Regions from separate parts of the Homo sapiens genome. Here regions 2 and 3 are each linked to region 1. A link is a contact called in ENCODE Hi-C or POLR2A ChIA-PET data. All regions are on one chromosome and are shown on one strand. The core of a region is the stretch at or near the end of the contact, and the rest is flanking DNA. Distances in the headings are between cores, read along the strand shown. Region 1 holds the start of ATP8B2 (ATPase phospholipid transporting 8B2). Region 2 holds the start of CHTOP (chromatin target of PRMT1). Region 3 holds the start of KCNN3 (potassium calcium-activated channel subfamily N member 3).

What was found. Hi-C counts contacts between places; a loop is a spot of excess contacts on that map. ChIA-PET counts read pairs that join two places held with the same protein, here RNA polymerase II (POLR2A). Pooled maps may share reads with other maps.
Region 2: a pooled map shows a loop between it and region 1 (8-fold over the local background). The contact joins the promoter of CHTOP here to the promoter of ATP8B2 in region 1. A Hi-C loop is called at or near these places in 2 of 37 single-sample maps with no recorded cell type and 6 of 50 pooled maps. POLR2A ChIA-PET finds 5 or more read pairs at or near these places in 1 of 52 experiments (activated T-cell).
Region 3: a loop to region 1 is called in a map with no recorded cell type, with 2.9 times the contacts of the local background. The contact joins the promoter of KCNN3 here to the promoter of ATP8B2 in region 1. A Hi-C loop is called at or near these places in 4 of 37 single-sample maps with no recorded cell type and 3 of 50 pooled maps.

The regions. Positions count from the first base shown.
Region 1 is chr1:154,322,690-154,327,389 of GRCh38, forward strand. ATP8B2 (ATPase phospholipid transporting 8B2) reads left to right here and starts at 2,836. Exons shown (of 28, transcript NM_001370597.1): 1 at 2,836-3,013. AQP10 (aquaporin 10) reads left to right here. Exons shown (of 6, transcript NM_080429.3): 3 at 293-430; 4 at 552-670; 5 at 900-1,117; 6 at 1,593-2,636. The coding sequence ends at 1,791. RefSeq lists enhancers at 1,797-1,876, 3,997-4,176 and silencers at 2,317-2,396, 2,827-3,056, 3,107-3,256.
Region 2 is chr1:153,632,186-153,636,885 of GRCh38, forward strand. It overlaps CHTOP (chromatin target of PRMT1), which reads left to right and starts at 1,881. Exons shown (of 6, transcript NM_015607.4): 1 at 1,881-2,158; 2 at 4,387-4,468. The coding sequence starts at 4,404. It also overlaps a transcript of S100A13 not described here. RefSeq lists an enhancer at 1,855-1,964 and a silencer at 2,305-2,384.
Region 3 is chr1:154,867,733-154,872,432 of GRCh38, forward strand. KCNN3 (potassium calcium-activated channel subfamily N member 3) reads right to left here and starts at 2,549. Exons shown (of 8, transcript NM_002249.6): 1 at 1,300-2,549. The coding sequence starts at 2,232. RefSeq lists enhancers at 373-892, 2,300-3,256, 2,329-2,418.

The sequences.
Region 1 (4,700 bases), core at 1,586-4,085:
GGTTTCACCATGTTGGCCAGGCTGGTCTGGAATTCCTGACCTCAAGTGATCCACTGCCTCGGCCTCCCAAAGTGCTGGGATTACAGGCGTGAGCCACTGTGCCTGGCCCACAGTGTGACTTTGCTAAGTCACTTAACATCTGTAACATCTGGAGCCTCAATTTCCTAAGCTGTGTGATGAGAATTACACTATCTGCCTTAAGAGCTATAGGAAGGAGCAGTAGTGTTGTCTGGTGACAATGCCTGGCAGTGACACTTAATAGATGCTCTTTTTCTTTCCTTGATACTTGAAGGGGCCCACCTGAATCCAGCCTTCTCCCTGGCCATGTGCATCGTTGGACGCCTCCCCTGGGTCAAGCTCCCCATTTACATCTTGGTGCAGTTGCTGTCTGCTTTCTGTGCTTCGGGAGCCACCTATGTTCTCTACCATGGTGACAGAGGGAACAGAGGGAGCTGTGCCTTGAGAGCACCTGTGGGTGGGCAGGGGTGCCTCAGAATGGTTTTGGATGAATGAGCAAAGAGGGAAATCCTGGGTGTTCCCTTCCTCCACAGATGCCCTACAGAACTATACAGGTGGGAACCTGACAGTGACTGGCCCCAAGGAGACAGCCTCCATTTTTGCCACCTATCCTGCCCCCTATCTGTCCCTGAACAATGGCTTCCTGGATCAGGTAAGTGTGAGGGGGAGACCTGGGGACACTACTTTGGTCCTGTTCCTCGGCACCCCAGCCTATTGTTCAGTCTCTGGGTGGAGTGTGGGTTGGGTCTATCTTGGCACTCCCCACCATCCCCAACTGCCTGTGTTGCACAAAGCCAGATGACATGGAATATTTGGATGAGAGAGGGCAGATGGAGCACCTGGCAGCTGACAGGGAACCCTCTGCCTCTGTTGACTCCAAGGTTCTGGGCACTGGGATGCTGATTGTGGGGCTCTTGGCCATCCTGGACAGACGGAACAAGGGAGTCCCTGCGGGTCTGGAGCCTGTGGTGGTGGGGATGCTGATCCTGGCCCTCGGGTTATCCATGGGTGCCAACTGCGGGATTCCACTCAACCCTGCCCGGGACCTGGGCCCACGTCTCTTCACCTACGTGGCTGGCTGGGGTCCTGAAGTCTTCAGGTGGGAGACAGACTCTCCTGGTGCTGGCCTCCACTCACCTTCCTCTGCTAAGGGCTCTGTCCCTGGGTCCACAGCACTCTGCCTTTAAAATAGCTCTCTTGGCTTCTTAGGACAGTGTTCTTTCTCCAAGTCATATTCTCCCCCTTTCTCCCTTGCTTCCCTCCCAACTTTTCACTGAAACAGTAAGATTTAGAGGTTGTGTTCTTAGGCATGCCACATTACTTCCATGCACATTAGTGACTTCATCAGCAAAATTAATATATTCAGATAATTCCCTAAGGCAAGAGGCTGGACCAAGCTCTCCTGGGGTTCCCTCTTCTAAATACTATGCTTTGGTGACAAGGCAATCCTCTTCCTGGTGTCTACCACCCTGGGAACAACTTTAGGGCACTCTCTTGTTACTGCCCCCCGTCCTTGGAGAGGGGAAGGCTAAGGGAGTCACTCCTGATACCTTCCCACTGTCCTTCTTTTGCAGTGCTGGTAATGGCTGGTGGTGGGTGCCTGTGGTGGCCCCTCTGGTGGGGGCCACCGTTGGCACAGCCACTTACCAGCTGTTGGTGGCTCTGCACCACCCTGAGGGCCCAGAGCCAGCTCAGGATCTGGTGTCTGCTCAACACAAAGCCTCAGAGTTGGAAACTCCTGCCTCAGCTCAGATGCTGGAGTGTAAGCTATGATTAGGACAACCCTCACTTCACTCATGGACCCTGGAGCCAGCCACTGACCCCGCCTGGGAACAACAGTCATTCTTCCTCTTTGTTAATGTGCCAGAACCTGGGAGGCTTCTCTGTTTATCTGTTTGGCATCCCTTCCTCCTAAACTAAGAAGGATCCTGGACAGGGAGAAGTGGAGGAGGATAAGGTACCAGGACTCAGGCTTCTCATCCCCTCCTCCCGCAAAGCGGTTTTCTGACCCTCAGGGCCTCTCGGAATGTAGTTGCTCGAGGTAACCGCTAGAGGGTGCGCACCTGGATGCTGGATGGGGACGGCTGCGGGCATCTGCAGGGTGGAGGGGGCCACCATCCAGTGTAGGGCACAACCCTGGGGACTGCCCTCCATAGCCTGTCCCGACTGCCGACTCCTAGCTCTCATCGCCTCGGCGCCTCCCACCTTCACCCTCTCGGGGATGCCTCCCCAAGAGGGTAGTTAGGGGTGGGGAAGCCGCCTCCACCCAGGGGGCGTGGTGGGGGCGGAGGGAAGGAGGGCGGCGGGGCACAGAGACAGAGAGCAAGGCTGTGAAACTGAGGCACCGTTCCTAGACATCTCGGTGCTGTGTCGTTCATTCAAGGAGAGTTGAGATACAGTGAAATGAGCCAGGGCGAGGAGGGAGGGTGAAGGAACGGAGGGCGGGCGGCTCCGAGGAGCGAGAGTCGGGCTGAGGGCAACCTGGCGCCAGGGAAAATTCTGGTTATTCACCACTTCTACAGCTCTCCTGCCGCTCCCTGCAGAGGATGCTCGTTTTGCAGAGAAGGCAGTGTTCCTCTATTCCCTTCTTCCGAATTAAAAATACCCCCTCAGAGCGATCTAGCCTCCCGAATTGTTTTTTCTTTTAAGATGCGGATGGACGTACGTGTGGGGGCATCCCAGCCCAGCCACGCCGAGGCTCGGAAGGGCTAAGACCCTCCCACTGCCCCGCACAAAGATGGCTGCTCCCTCCTCCCCGCTCCTTCTCCCCTCCCCAAAACCCCCTCCCGCCCCCCGGCCCCCGCCGCCGGCTCCGTCACTTCCGCCCCGCCGTGGCCGAAACTGACACAAAGTAGCGGGCCGAGGCCCCGGGGGAGCGGGGCCGCAGCTGGGGGGGCGGGAGCCCGTGGGGAGCCGAGCCGAGCGCCCCCCGCCCCAGCCCCCGGCATGGGCAGTACGGGGCCGCCGGGGCGGGCGCCGAGCGCTGAGCGCTGAGGTGAGGCGAGGCGAGGCGAAGCGGGGGCGCCCGGGAGCGCGGGGCCAGGAGGGCAGAGGGAGATGCGGCCGCAGCCGCGGGGCTGGAGGGGCCGGGGAGCGGGTGTAGACTGGGGAGCACCGGGGGCCAAGATTTGGGAGCTGCGGCCAGACGGGGCGGGGATGGCGGCCGACTGGAGACGAGGGGCTGTCGGGTTCCCGGGGACGGGGCAGAGCGGGGGTCTGCGTACAGGATGGGAGGATGGGGTGCCGAAGGGGCGCGTGGAGAGCAGGAGAGCGGCGCGAGTGCCAAGGAGAAGCTCGTGCAGCCTTGGCCAGGGGAGACCCGCCCAGAGAGTTGTTGGGCGAGAGGAGTAACCGGGACCCGAGGGTTTGGTGCCTGGAGAAGGGAGTTTGGGCTGGTAGGCTTTGTCTCAGTAAGGTGGAGGTCTATGCCTGAGGAAAACTGAGGGTGTCAGGAAGGGGCAGTAGCTCTGGGAGATGATAGCTGTGCCGGGAGCCCTGAGTTCTGTCCTTGGTGAGGGAAGGTGGCCCGAGCTCGTGTTGGTGGCCAGTGAGCTGGAGGTCTCGAGTTCCATTTCCTCCTGTTTCCCTGACCTGCCATCCTCCTCTGAAAGAAGTGGCCAGCCTTTGGGGCTCTTGCTTGTAAGGGAGCAGGGACCGGACCTATAGGAGGAGCTGTTTTCCTCCATGGAGCATTGCCTGCTTGCCGGGGCTGGCTATTTTTATCCCAAATGTGGCCGAGAGGGGGCTGGGGCTGGGTGACGGGGCAGGGCAACGTGGCTGATGGGCCTGACCTGCTCAGAAAACCCAGGCTGTGTGAGACTAAGAAGGAAAAGTGAGAGGGGATCCCAGTTCCCAGGTCTCTCCTCTCTTCCCCTTGGAATGATGGCCCCCCCAGAGGGGATGAGGTCTGGGGCCAAGCCTGCTTCCAGTCTCCCCAGGGTCTCAGAGGTAGAACAACTTTCCTGGTCCATATCCAGACTCCTGACTCCTGATGGCGTGTGCAGCTCCTACATTAACTCTTTCATGGGACTCAAACTCAGATGTTTAGGCTGATAGTGTTTCTTGATCCCTTCCTCCCCAAGGGCGGGGCTGCCTGTAGAACTTGTGATGCCCACTCTTGCATCCTTTAACCTCTCCCTGTGCTCCCCACCCTCCCGTGACTCATACTCAGACTGGGTGGAGACCCTGGCTGGGGGCCCTGGAGGAGGGCTTGGCATCTCTAAAATATGGATGAGGTTTTTCTTCCTGAGCCAGGCACCCTGGACTGCCATAGTTGGAGAAGGTCAGGGATGAAAAGGACTTCTGGCTTTCAGGATTGCCTGACTTGGTGTAAGGGCGGGATCTGAGCTAGCGAAGGGAGAACTGGTGTGGGTGACTGGGTTGTGGCCAGAATCTGTAATTATAGAGCTTAGCCAGACAGGCAATTAGTATCTCTTGGGGCTGACAGGTTGGTGGGGTGTGCCTGGTAGGCTAAAGGCAGAGGGAACCAAAGAGGATGAGGAGGTGAAAGGCCTTCCACCCAGACAAGGAAAGAGGAGGTGACTGACTGGCAGTTTCCTTTGGGCCAGGCTGGGGAGTAAGGATGAGGCTCTGCCTTGTAAGGCCAGGCCTTGAACCTTTTAGGAGAAAGGACATGGGAAGGCGGAAGCAGGCAGAGGCTTGTCTCACTGGTGCTCCCTAAG
Region 2 (4,700 bases), core at 631-3,130, 690 kb before region 1:
GAAATGTGGGGGTTCAAGGTTCCAGTTGGAAGTCGAGGAGACATCAGCTTCTCAACTATAAAACCAGAGGAAGAAATAATCTTTTTTTTTTTTTTTTTTTTTTGGAGACACAGTCTGGCTCTGTCACCCAGGCTGGAGGGCAGTGGCACGATCTCGGCTCACTGCAACCTCCGCCTCCCAGGTTCAAGCGATTCACCTGCCTCAGCCTCCCGAGCAGCTGGGACTACAGGCGCCTGCCACCACGCCCGGCTAATTTTTTGTATTTTTAGTACAGACGGGGTTTCACCATGTTGGCCAGGATGGTCTCGATCTCCTGACCTCGTGATCCCCCCGCCTCGGCCTCCCAAAGTGCTGAGATTACAGGCATGAGCCACCGCGCTAGGCCGAAAGAATCTTCTTTCAATCAACGAACATTTACTTAAGTGGTACTATGTGTAAACACTGTAGGAACTGAGGCTCCAGCATTAAGCAAAATAACCACGATCCTTACCCTCACATGGGTAAGGATGCTGGGCCATTACTTACACACAGACACACACAAACACATACACACACGCACACGCCCAAGTGCCAGGAAGGAAAATGAAAGGGTCTTGACGTGCCAGTGGAGCAGAGGAAGGGTTGCAGATGTGTCATTCTCTCATTCCTCAAACATATGTACACTGTATTGTGCACATAGTCATTAGAAAAATCCCTTATTGAGGCCGGGCACAGTGGCTCACGACTGTAGTCCCAGCACTTTGGGAGACAGAGGCGGGCAGATCACTTGAGGTCAGGAGTTGGAGACCAGCCTGGTGAAACCCCATCTCTACTAAAAATACAAAAATTAGCGGGGCATGGTGGTACGCGCCTGTAATTCCAGCTACTCAGGAGGCTGAGGCAGGAGAATCGCTTGAACCTGGGAGGCGGAGGTTGCAGTGAGCCGAGATGGTACCACTGCACTCCAGTCTGGGTGACACAGCGAGACTCCATCTGCAAAAAGAAAAAAAAAAGAAAGAGAGAAAAATCCCTTATTGAGCAGGAAACATAGCTTATGCCCATAATCCTAGGAGTCGGGAGGCTGAGGTGAGAGGATCACCTGAGCCCAGTAGGTCAAGGCTGCAGTGATCCGTGATTCATTGCGCCACTGACTCCAGCCTGGACAACAGAGCCAGACCCCGTCTCAAAATAACAACAACAAATCAGAGAGAGAAAAGAGAAATCCCTATGTAGGTCTGCAACAAAATAAACACGGATGGCAGGTGTGGGGGGAGGACATGGAAACGCAATCGAGGACGCAAAGGTGCCCCACCCCAAGAAGGAGTAAACAGTATCTAGGCCAAGTTGGGGAGGGGAGGAAGTGAGGAGGAAAACATGGACGGGCGGTGGTGTTGGCCGGTGCAGGATGGGAGAGGAATTTGCTCCTAATACTGGCCTCCTGGGCCTTGGCTGGAGCATTTACGGCACTTCACAACTCTCAGACTGGGCGAGTGGCCATGAGGGGAAAACCAGTGCAAATTCCCCAGGCCCAATTGTCCGGAAGAAGACGAGGCAAGTCCGCGTAAAGATTTTTAGACGGTGTACCTTGGCTAGGGAACGGAGGGGCGAGGGAATTCGGGACCCAAATCCCCTCTAAGGCCCACATTAATAACTACCCCCAAGAGGTTGCAGCGCAACCACTACTGGAACGTGAAGTCCCCGGCACGCCCCAACAACAGGACCATTGGCCACGCCCCTAGGGGCGGGGCACTGCATGGAAAGCCCCGCCTTCGCCCTAAGGCTCCGCCTCTGACCTCTGCGCAGGCGTAGCTCAAATCTTTCCCGCCCTCTAGTCGTGCGCGGATCTGACGCCTGACGTAATTGCGTAGACGCCATTTTAGCCGGTCAGACAAGCACTGGACGTGGCGGCCATTTTGTTTTGGACACCGAGCAGGAGCTGGCGGCCGCTGCAGACGAAAGGCAGGAAAGGGCAGGCCGGGTGAGCAGACGGATCGGCCGACTAGACAGCCAACCAGCAACAACGAACTGAGCTCGCATACTACCGCTTACGCATCTAACCAACCGCCCATCTAGCTAACCCGAGCCCCTCCACCGTCAACTCAGGTTCGGCCGGTCCCCGGCCCGCCTGCCGGAGCCGTGGTGGCAGCCCCGGGAGGAGCACTGGCGTCTGTTTCCTTCGGTGAGTTTCGGTAGTGAGAAGGAGCCGGGGGAGGTGCGGTCTTGAGGAGCGGAAGGGGCCGGCGGACGCGGAAAGGGGGTGGTGGCATGTGGACATAGCTACGGTGTTGGAGCGTGGAGGCCCCGGGGAGGAGGCGGAGCCCCTGCGAAGGGGCGGGGGAGGGGCTGAACTGGAACCTGGTGGCGGGATTGATGGAGGTTGGGGTTTGATAGGATAAAAAGGAAACTTGGCGGGTAGAGCAGAAGTGGAAGTCTTGACAGGGCTTTGAGGATGGTAGGGAGATTAAGAAGTACAAGACTTTGAGGAATGTTGGAAATTAATGGCGGCTTTAGGGTTAAGTTTTGTGGAGGGCTCTTTGCGAGCTAATTCCCAGGTGAATTTAGAAAACCTTTCCTACTCCCCCAGATCGTCAGTTTCTTGTTAAAGTCCCTACTTGATTCTGGAGTTGAAAGCCACTTTTGAAACTAGGCATGCATATATATATGTATATATATACATACATATATATATATATTTTTTTTTGGGGGGGGACGGAGTTTCGCTCTTGTTGCCCAGGCTGGAGTGCAATGGCACGATCTCAGCTCACTACAACTTCCGCCTCCCGGGTTCAAGCGATTCTCCTGCCTCAGCCTCCGGAGTAGCTGGGATTACAGCCATGCGCCACCACGCCCGGCTAATTTTGTATTTTTAGTAGAGACATTTCTCCATGATGGTCAAGCTGGTCTCGAACTCCCAACCTCAGGTGATCCGCCCGCCTCGGCCTCCCAAAGTGCTGGGAAAACAGGCGTGAGCCACCGCGCCCGGCCCTGCCTGTATTTTCACTGTAGATCAGTGGTTCTCAACTTTAGCTGCACATTAGAAGCACCTAGGTAGCTTTCCCCCGACCCCACAATTGGTTCATTTCCAAACCTCATTACCAGAGATTGTGGTTTAATTGATCTAGGCCCAGATGTCTGTATTTTCTATTTTTTTAATTAATTTATATTTTTATAGAAACGGGGTCTTACCATGTTGCCCAGGCTGGTCTCGAGCTCCAGGGCTCAAGCATTCCTCCCGCCTTGGCCTCCCAAAGTGCTGAGATTACAGGCGTGAAGCACCGCGCCCGCCCTGTCCGGCCCTATGTTTTAAAAGCTCCTTGGATAAGTCATATGTAGTCAAGGTTGAAAATGACTGCTCTAGAGTAAAAGCCAAACTCGGCCCGGTGCGGTGGCTCACGCCTGTAATCCCAGCACTTTGGGAGGCCCAGGTGGGTGGATCAGGTGAGGTCAGGAGTTCAAGACCACCCTGGCCAACGTGGAGAAACCCCGTCTCTACTAAAAATAAAAAAAAATTAGCCGGGCATGGTGGCACGTGCCTGTAGTCCCAGCTACTCAGGAGGCTGAGGCAGGAGAATGGCTTGAACGGGGAGGCAGAGGTTGCAGTGAACTGAGATCACGCCTCTGCACTCCAGCCTGGGCGACAGAGCCAGACTCTGTCTCAAAAAAAAAAAAAAGCCAGACTCCATACTTTGATTGCTAGATTGGCTTCTGCCGTTTTTGAGAAATTCCCGGGTATTTTGTGGGCCTTGAAGTTTGTTTGTTTGTTTGGGGTTATTTGTTTGTTTTAAAGAGATGGGGTCTCAGGCCAGAGTGCAGTGGCATGATCACGGCTCTTTGCAGCCTCCAACCCCTGGGCTCTAGCGATTCTCCCACCTCAGCTCCCCTGAGTAGCTAGGACAACAGGTGCTGGCCACCATGCACCGCTAATTTTTTTTTTTTTTTTTCTTAGTAGAGACTGGGTCTCGCTTTGTTACCCAGGCTGGTCTCTAACTCCTGGCTTCAAACCATCCTGTGCCCTTGCCCTCCCAAAGTGTTAGGGTTACAGGCGGTGAACCACCATACCCAGCCACCTTGAAGTTATAATAATCTGAGGTAATTGCCATAGAAACTTAAGAACTTTTGCTGGGCGTTGGGTCCCAGTGATCCCAACACTGGGAGGCCAAGGTGGGAAAATCCTTTGAGGCCAGGAGATTACGGCTGCAGTGGCCACTGCATTCCAGCCTGAGTGACAGAGCGAGACCCTGTCTCAAAAAAAAAAAAAAAAGAAATTTAAGCACTTGAAATGTGCCCTCGTGTGCTCTTTAGTCATCAGTGATAAGGCCTTTTTATTTATTTTTGGCTTGGGCCTTGCCACTTATAGAAATGATGTCACTATTGTGATTTGCTCATTTTACGTATTGTTCTTTGTAGATTCTCGGGATTCGAAGATGGCTGCACAGTCAGCGCCGAAAGTTGTGCTAAAAAGCACCACCAAGATGTCTCTAAATGAGCGGTGAGGCAGCCAACAGCAACTTCAACTCCTTCCTAAGAAAACATTACTTAACTTGGCCCTGGGGTCCAATGCACAAAGCCAATTTTAAGCTAAATACCAACAGAAGGCTACAGACCTCTGTTCTTAGTTGCATCTCATGTGGTACACAAAACAAATTGGGCGGTTGTTTCAAAACCCCTTATCAGTAGACTTTTATGTTAAGCTGTCTGAAGTATTTATTTGGTGGGATGTA
Region 3 (4,700 bases), core at 1,299-3,798, 540 kb after region 1:
GCCACCCCCTGCCCCAAATGACAAATAAATAGAAAAACCCAAGCAACAAGCAGGCGCATGCATACGTACAAACATTACGCACATACACACACACACACCAACAAATTGGGGGTGGGGGTATCGTGGAGCCACTTGTCCACCGATTCCCAGGTCTCCAAGCCTTCCAGCCCACAGCAGGAGAGCTCCCCGGCAAGCAGAGCATCGGCAGAAACCCACCTTCCTCCATCTCCACTCCCTCTGGGAGGGAAACCCCCTCCTCCGTCTTGGGGCTGGACTGAGAGGCTGGAGCAGTGGGGCCAGCTCCCCGCTAAAGCCAGTGCCTGCTGTTCTCCATCCGGGCGCGCACTCACACACACACTCATCTTTATTTATCCCAAGGAGGAGTTGAGGTGGGAGGGGAGAACTGGGGCTGAGCTGGGGCGCGGGCTTGTGGGGACCGCCTGGGAAGCCCTGTCATCCCGTCCCAAGGAGAGGTGCTCCCCCAGCTGATTCCAAGGCGGCGCCCAGCTGCTCTGCCCAGGTAACACCTGTAGCCATTTTTATCAGGAGATGTTTACGAAGCAGCAGCAGGTTTATTCTGAGTCCTCTCTCCTGAGGGAAAGGACCACTGATTTCCTCCACCTATATTTTTACCCCATGCCCTCAGGAGACCCAGGTCATGGATGGTTTTCTATTTTGCCCGAGACTCTCTGAGAAGAGGAGGGAAACAGAAACTTGGGAAGAGATGGAGAAGACAGGGAGAGAAGGGACTTGGGCAATGGTACGGAATCCCCACCCCCCACCCAGACATTTATTTCTTTTTTATCCTCAGGAAAATGGAGTGGAGCAGGGAGGGGAGGAAAGAAGGGGAAGTCGCAGGAACTGGCAAACACATGAAGGCGGAGTGTAATTAATTGGTGCGTTAAGCTGCTGGGTTATGCTTTAGTACGAGTGAGCCAGGAGGAAAAGCGATTTCTCAGAAGGGATTATTGAATCCTCCCTAACAGAGAGTCTGCAAATTAGACACAGTGTGTGGGGATGTCCCCTACCCCCCAGAGGAAGCTAGGAATGAATTCTCCCGGGATCAAGAAGGAAAACCACGGGAAGTTAGAGTGTTGAATATAACTGAGCAAGCGCCTCTCACCACCACCACCACCTCTCTCTCCCAGTCTCCCTCCCAATCTCTCAATCTCTCTCTCTCTCTCTCTCTCTCTCTCTCTCTCTCAATCTCTCTCTCTCACAATCCCCCTCTCTCAATCCCTCTCTTGCTACCTACATATTCCTTTTGTTCAAGGTATAAAGAGAAACCACAGCCCCTACCTTTGAGTACAAACCCCAAGAGAGCTCGGTCTCTATCACCATAACAACAATTCCAAACATCCCAAAAATCAGAGCATAGTCACTCAGTCGCTTTCTCTTTTCAAACAGGGCCCTCCTGTGTCCCAGCTTATAGCCAATGTTTTGGTTTTTCCGCTTGTTGGCTTTGGGGAAGGTGGTGCTGCTGGCGGTGGTGCCGGCATGCTGGTGGTTGTGGGTGGCATTAGGGTGATGGAGCAGGGTCTGGTGGGCATGGTTGTCCTCCCGGGAGGAGATGACGATCTCCGGGGGGTTGCTAGGGCTGAAAAGCTGGAGGGGTTGGCCCTCAGTCTCGGCCTCGATGAGGTTCCTCCGGGAGGCGCTGAGGCGGCTGAGGGGCTTCATGACCCCACCGCTATACTTGCAGGAGCTCATGGCGATCTCCGTGAAGGGGTTGCTGTCCCGCCGGTGCACCAGGGGGCTGGCCTGTCGGTGCCGGCTGCCTCCGCCAGGCCCACTTGTAGCTGTGGAACTTGGAGAGTGGCCAAGCAAGTGGTCATTGAGATTGAGCTGGCTGCCTTGCCTGGAGGAAGGGTGGAGGATGGCGGTGGAGTTGGACGAAGGGGGGGCCCTGAAAGCGGTGGGAGAGGAGTGCAGCAGGCCAGGGTGGACGGGCTGGCTCTGGAGTTGGGCGAGCTGAGACAGGGGATGCGGTGGCTGCTGCTGCTGCTGCTGCTGCTGCTGCTGCTGCTGCTGCTGAAGCTGCGGAGGCTGAGGCTGCAGCGAGGGTCCCAGGGGCTGCTGGGGGGCTGCTGGTGGCGCTGGCGGTGGTGGCTGCTGCTGCTGTTGCTGCTGCTGCTGCTGCTGCTGCTCATCCCCAGAGGATGGACAGGGGCACTTGGGGTCTTCATCCAAGTCCCCCACCCCCGAGTCATGGAAGTGCCCAGAAGTGTCCATCTTGGGGCCTGGCTGTATTCCCTGCAGCACAAGCCCCCACCCCAAAGCCACCCTCGCTCCAAAGATGTCCTCAAAGAAAGCCAGGCATCCAATCTCCCCCACCAGTATCTTGGCTCCAGTCCTCTCTTTGGCTTGCTTCGGTTCTCTGGGGCTGCCTGGAGTCCAGACGCTGCCACTCAAGAATGCATTGTATTGGGCAGGGAGGGAGAGCAGGAGGGGAGCTTGGAGAAAGAAGAGGGGGTGAAAGAACTCTCTCAGGAGGTGGTCCTCTAGGAGCGTGTGAGGCCAGGCTCAGCTTCACTCCTCGCTGGCTCAATAGCTTCGCTCGCCTCCTCCTGCCACTGTTACATTGTAAGCCAAGCCCACTTATTAGCAGCTGGTCTCATTGGCTTGGCTTAACTCTCCAACCTCCTCCTAGCTCCGCCCCCCGCATAGGCTCCTCCCCAGAGGAGGGGCCTGGCGTCCTGGGCTCCGGCCCCAGTGGCGGCGCAGCGAGGACTGGGAACTGTAGTTTTTGCTCCCCCACCCCGGAGCTGAGCCGCTGTCCTCTTTCCTCTGACAGGTATGGCCACAACCCTTAAGCCCACGGCGATAAGGGATGTTCGCTCACGCTGGGCGATGGGGAGGAGGGACAGAGGGCCTCCGAAGGAGGGGAGGTGTGCACCCTGATGAGGGGGCAGACGGAGGGGAAGGCAAACATTTATTAACCACCAGGGTTTACGATAGGTTGTTTCACATATATTATCCGGATACAGTCTCCAAACACCCAAGGAGGTGGGCAGTATGGTCTCATTTACAAAGCCTGATGCTTAGAGGTGTTGAGTAACAACGTCAAGGTCACAGAAGCAGGGGGGATCCACACCTTCTAACACCCGGTGGATAAACTCACCTACCATTGACTGAGTGCCTACGCCTCGTGTTCAGGGTCCTCTCTGTTATTTCCAACCCTCACATCAACCCCACAAAAATGATGTCATCACTCTCCTTTTACAGATGAAAATTGGAAGAAGAAGAAGAAGAAGGAGAAGGAGAAGAAGGAGAGAAAGGAAAGTGGAAAAAACACTCAAACGCTCAAACATAGATATGTAACTTGTCAGATGTCATCCCGCTTGTAATTAAAGATGCTGGGATTTGAACTTAGTCAGTCTGACCCCACAGATCAGATACTTTCTCCCAGGATGCATTTCCACTATGATATTCAGTACAAAGTGGTTGTTCAATAAATATTGTTCAAATGTTAGTTGGGGAAAACAAAAGAGAAGCTGCTGAGGAAGAACTGGCCTCTCCAAAGCAGGGTGTGTGAAGTGGACCATGGCTCCAGCCCCTTCCCTAACAGCTGGGTGTGTAGTCACAGGGGGATCTGGCAGGAAGACTGAAGATTCCCCCATGGTCATTCCCTGCCTGATTTGCCCCATGGGGCTCTGAGAGTCAGAACTAGGAACAGCTGCTGGCTTCCCAGGTTCAGAACCATCATCATCAAGTATTTATTAAGCCCCCACTGTGTGCAGAGGGGGTTCCAAAGGATGGGACCAGAGCTGAATTCATTTTCATTTCTAACCACAGCAGCCTTAGGAATCAGAAAGGAAGTCACCATGAGGGAATTCCCCAGAACACCTGGGGTTTTAAAAGGCAGGCCTCTTCCTCTCTGGCTCTTGATTCCCCATCACCCTTTGGCCTCTGTCCAGCTCCCTCCCTCGATGGGAAGAGGAAAGGGTAGGAGATCCATGCACACATACACAGACACACATCCAGAAAACATGTAAGCAGGTGGACATATGTGCACATGTGTACATGGTTGTGTGCACACACTAGCCCATGCATGCACACATGCACACATATACACATAGGAAGCTCCTAAAACAGCATTCCTGACTGGTAAGCAGCAAGTGTCCAGATCAGGGAGGGACAGAGCCCCCCCAAAATGAGCCCAGAGTCCCCTCTGTATATCAGTTCTCACCTCTCCAATCCCCCATTAACCCTGATGATTGAGAGCTAAATATTACTTGTAATACAAGCCACGACCCCAGATACGTGACAATTACTCTTGCACAATAATCTTGATTCTGGCCAGGCATGGTGGCTCATGCCTATAATCCCAGCACTTTGGGAGCCCAAGGCAGGAGGGTTGATTGAAGTCAGGAGTTCGAGACCAGCCTGGACAACATAGCAAGACCCAGACTCTACAAAATTTTTTAAATTAGCTGGACATGGTGGCGAGTGCCTGTAGTCCAGCTACCCAGGAGGCTGAGGGAGGAGGACTGCTTGAGCCCAAGAGTTTGAGGCTGCAGTGAGCTGTGATAGCGCCACTGCACTTCAACCTGGGCGACAGAGTGTTACCCTGTCTCTAAATATATATATATATAAAATAATAATCTTGATATCAATGACATAATCATTTCCCCTACCCCTGCCAACACACACACACACACACACACACACACACACACACACACACACACACACACTAG